Linked DNA regions of Homo sapiens: region 2 is linked to region 1. Evidence: read pairs that join two places in POLR2A ChIA-PET (ENCODE). Cell type or tissue: B cell. All regions are shown on one strand.

Region 1 (2,500 bases):
GCATTAGTTAGATTCCCATAAGAAGTGTACAACCTAGGTCCCTCGCATGTGCAGTTCACAATAGGCTTGGCGCTCCTATGAGAATCTAATGTCGCCGCTGATCTGACAGGAGGTGGAGCTCAGGCAGTAATGCTGGCTCACCTGCCACTCACCTGCTGCTGTGAGGCCCGGTTCCTAACAGGCCATAGACTGCTACTGGTCCATGGTGCAGGGGTTGGAGACCCTTGCTTTAGTTATTGGCATTCTGAGTTTCAAGCAGAAAAGTATCAGATGAAAGTGAAATTATTTTATTTGAAAAATGTGGTCGGCAAACTTCTTAAAATCCACTTAATATTTAAATTTGCTTTCTGGGAAACTTTGGAATCCTTAAAGGATGACCAGAATGTCAGAAATGGAGATTTGTGTTAGAGAAGATAGAATCTGTTATGGATTAATGTTGGACCAAGACTCCAGGAGTACTACTCTTTTTCAGGAGATGAGAAACACAGCTTCCTGTTTCCTTCAGGAGGGTTCCTGGACTCTATCTAGGAAACCCTACTGAGACAGGATGGCAAAGGGGGATGGGATTTCTGTGTGATAAAACACTAGCTATTGTTTGTTATTACAGCTCCCTTTACATCTTCCTGAGGATGAAGGATATTCATCATAGAAGCCTGACCACGTGGCTTCATTCTAACAAGTGGCTTCAAGCAAGGTCAACTCTTGGGGCTCGTGTAGTTTTTTCAGAGCACATTGGTTTGTCATACACATGCCCTTCTGCCTCTCCTGCCTCCACATTTCTACTTTCTTCATAGTTCAGAGGTGTAATTCCCTTCTTCTATCAGATAAAGATCATGGTGACAACACAAATACCTTAACTGGAACGTACACAGAAAGAAAATGTCTCAGCCAGTGTGAAGGTGTCTCTTGACACTGACACAATCTGAGAGGGACTTCTGGGCAGGGGTATGCTGATAAACTGGCCCTCCAAAATAAAAACCCTAATTTGTAGCATTGCTAATTTTCATGGCGTAAATAGTGTCACCATGTCTGAACTCACACTACCAACATGATGCCACTGAATGCAGAGGTGAGGAGTGTGCACATTTGGCTCGTGCAAGAGGTTCAAGCTGGCTCCAGCATACCGCTGTCTAAGCCTTGATATGTTTGTATAATTAGAGGGAAGGTACATATGTCAGCACATATGTGAATCTGGTGGTGAAGATTTCTTCTGGTTTCTCTGCCCAGAAATGCCATCATAGATCAGACGATGTATGAATTTGCCACATGTGCAAGTGCCTCTTCTGGTGCTGCCCATCTTTACTCTTGGAACCAGCTTAATTTTGGTACTCATCCAGATACCATCCTTAGCCTACTACTCTTCCTATTTTAATTGATGTAATTTCTACATATTTCCATCTTAGACCCTTCTCCCAACTTTTAGATTCTAACTGCCTGTTGGACTTACCATTGGCATGTAATTCAGTACCTAACCCACCAAAATCTGACTTCCTCCCCTCAATTTTCTTTCTTATAGGTGACACCATTACCTTTCCAGCCATCCACACTAGAAATCAGGTGAAGTTTCCAGATTCTTTATTTTCCTTCATTTTATTCTCTACATCCAATTGATCAGAAGTCTTGATGATCTTCTTTTTGATTATTTGATGGGAGGGTAAATGTGTCCCTCCCATCTGCCACCTTCTCCATTCCTATTATTGTACTAGTTAAAGCCCTTGCAGTTGCTTATCTGGAATATCCACAACTTTCGTACTGGTTTTTCCAACTTTAAAACTGTCCTCATCAAATCTGTCCTCCACGTTGATTTCCTTGACTATGCTTAAAACCTCATCATTGGTCTCCCATTTCAACAGGACACAGAGTCTCAGCTCCTTAGCATGCAACCTAAGTCCTCCATAATCAGGTAGTCTCCTGCTGGCTCTCCAGCCAAAGCATTCCTTCCCTCTGTCATATTGTTTATGCAGCCACACATTTTCCCCCTGTAGTGGTGGAAAGGTATGATGCCTTTCCTCACCCATCATAAGGGTCATCGGTAACTCTCCTATAACAAAAGACAGGTTAACAAGAGAAAAGCATAACAGATTTCTTTAATCAAAGTTTTATGTGACATGGGAGCCTTCAGAAATAATGGCCCAAAGAGCCAGAGGAAACTTTCCATTTTTATGCTTAGAGTCAATGAAGAATGGACAGCCATGTGGAAATGTGATTGGATGAAACGGGTATGATCTAATGGTAATAGACTAAGGGGGAACCCAGCAAGGCCTGTCTGTTCAGATTCTTCCTGGCCACTCTTTGTAGTATTCTTCTTTCCCCCTGGGTGTGGGCCAGGACCCCTATGGAATGAGGGTCTTATGATCTACTATCAGACAAGGTAGGTCAGAGAATTTATGGTCAGCTTCTAAACAAAAAGGTGAGGGAGGTTAGAGCAATATTTCCAGGCTTTAAGCCTTGCTTTAGGATAAGAGGGGGTTCTAGTTTCTATGACTCACCTTGGGAAGGA
Region 2 (2,500 bases), 250 kb before region 1:
GAGTGGGTGGCAGCAGCTGGACCACATAGGAACAGGCAAGGGAATTTGGCCTTTATCTTGCAGTCATGGAAGCCACTGGAAGTTCTCACAGAGATTGCTTTTTTTAAATTTTTTTTTATTTTACAAGATCACTCTGGAATATGAATGGAGGGGACAAGAGCAGTGGCTGGAAAATCAGTTTGGAAGTGACTGCAGTAGTCCTGGTGAAAAATGAGGGTCTCAACCAAGGCAGTGCTAGTGGGGATGGAGAGAAATAGGTGGATTTAAGAAATATTTAAGAGGTCAACCTGATGAGGTTTAGGGAAAGAGACATTCCCTGGATGGATCTCAGGTACAGATTCTGTGAGAAATGGAGGCCAGCCATATGGGAGAGGGTGGCCTTGCCCAGGAATGGATCCTCAAGGTTCACATACGGACTTCATATCTATAGCCCCTGAATTGTACATAAACGAATGTGTGTGCTTGAAAGTGTATTTCTGGAAACACATTTTGCCATTTAACAACCACTGCTGCAGTTGTAAAAGGGAAAAGGGTCAAGAACAGAACTTCAAAGGGAATACCAACACCTAGGGAATTGCGCAAGAGGGCCTGCTTGAGGTTGAGATTAGTGCCTCATTTGTATAATTTCCTCATTGTTGAATTACAGATAAAACTCGGTAGATTTTTCTCTCAGGTGTAACTATTAATATTACCAATCACAGATTAATTGAATCCTGGGTCTTACTTTTAGAAGTTTCCAAGATCTTTCTAATCACTCAAAACCGTGGCCTTCCAGATCCTGGGACTCACGGGCATTTTTTGGAGGAAATTCTTTCTGGGAGCCTTCACTCTTTTGCCAGTTGTATCTCTTCTTTATAGACTATTAGAGGTCACTAAGGAATGACCTTAGAGTTTGCGTTTTGAGATTTAAGATCGGCTGAAGGATTTGTTGTTAGGCCTCCCTGCATATTCTATAGTCTGGAGACGGGGTAAGGGGGAGTGAGAAAGAGAAGGATGTTAAGAGCGGGGACAGGCAGTTAGAGGCAAGACGTCGGTCAAGATAAACACCTGCTGTACCAAAATATCTCATGTGTCCCATAAATATATACACCTACTGCATACCCACAAACATTAAAATAAAAAATTAAAATTAAAAAAAGAATTTATAAAGTCACAATAAATATGTCACACTAAATATGGGGGGAAGAGAGAGCTAAATGCCTGGATATCTTCTCCCAATCCCAGGCTCTCTTTCTCCCCAGATTGCCATTGTGTCTGTGGTTTTTCTTTTAGAAAAGACTTCACTTCTACTTTCACTTCTTCAGGTAACTAACTGCATCTACATCTTTAAGGTCCTTTGAGCATCTTGTGGTTGCCCTTAGCAACAGCTGCATACATGGGTTTTACAGGCTCTGTTTCTGACCAAACCATAGGATCAAAGCCTTTCAGGGTGGCACAGGATCAGAGCCCAGCCCTCTCTCTGATGTCTGGACATTGTCTACAACCTCCCTGCTGCTCCATCCACGCCCGGCCTCACCCTCACCCCACCCACACCATGCACAGATCATTTTCACTGTCAGAAAGTTCTTTATTAGGCTGGGCTCAGTGACTCATGCCTGTAATCCCAGTACTTTGGGAGGCCGAGGCGGGTGGATCACAAGGTCAGGAGTTCGAGACCAGCGTGGCCAACATGGTGAAACCCTGTCTCTACTGAAAAATACACAAATTAGCTGGACGTAGTGGCGGGCACCTGTAATCCCAGCTACTTGGGAGGCTGAGGCAAGAGAATTGTTTGAACGTGGAAGGCAGAGGTTGCAGTGAGCCGAGATCGCGCCACTGCACTCCAGCCTGGGTGACAGGGCGAAACTCCGTCTCAAAAAAAAAAAAAATTCTTCATTAGCCTGAGCCAAATTCCTCTTCCCTAGAACTGATGCACACTGGTGGAACAGTTTCTACAAAGGGTCAGTTTCCCATGCCCCAAAACATTTGAAATTATCACTTAGAATTTTTTTCCTTTGTTATTTGTTATGAGGTATTTGTGCAGGATGAGAGGGAGGAGGAATTGAGATTAACTTTCATTTTGAATTTATTAATCTTTGTACTAATTATTCCATGTTGACTATAAACAAACCTAAAAATGCAGACAGGGTGATAGAAGAAAATGGATTTTCCTATAATCCCACCATCCAGAGAGAATTATTGATAACATTTTGATCTATGGCCTTCCAGACTTTATTCTGTGATACAGAAATGGGACTATGCTATATGAACTGTTTTGAAATCTGTTTTTAAATTTAACATCTGGCTGGGCGTGGTGGCACATGCCTGTAATCCCAGCACTTTGGGGGGCTGAGGTGGGCAGATCACCTGAGGTCGGGAGTTCAAGACCAGCCTGACCAACATGGAGAAACCCCATCTCTACTAAAAATACAAAATTAGCTGGGTGTGGTGGCGCATGCCTGTAGTCCCAGCTACTCGGGAGGGTAAGCCAGGAGAATCGCTTGAGCCTGGGAGGCGGAGG

Evidence for each region. ChIA-PET counts read pairs that join two places held together with the same protein. Peaks named below come from ENCODE experiments on the same cell type or tissue, not always from the same donor. Only the 100,000 strongest peaks of a DNase experiment are listed, where the experiment ranks them.
Region 2: POLR2A ChIA-PET joins it to region 1 with 5 read pairs; 4 of 35 experiments call an interaction of 5 or more read pairs at or near these places.

What each region holds. Positions count from the first base shown.
Region 1 is chr1:183,837,830-183,840,329 of GRCh38, forward strand. The region is part of intron 2 of RGL1 (ral guanine nucleotide dissociation stimulator like 1); the gene reads left to right. Among named protein-coding and RNA genes, the nearest start is that of RGL1, 34 kb to the left of the region's middle. In B cell, no CTCF peak of the experiment used is centred here; no DNase peak of the experiment used is centred here.
Region 2 is chr1:183,583,771-183,586,270 of GRCh38, forward strand. The region is part of intron 2 of NCF2 (neutrophil cytosolic factor 2); the gene reads right to left. Among named protein-coding and RNA genes, the nearest start is that of NCF2, 5.4 kb to the right of the region's middle. In B cell, no CTCF peak of the experiment used is centred here; a DNase peak (open chromatin) is centred at 1,351.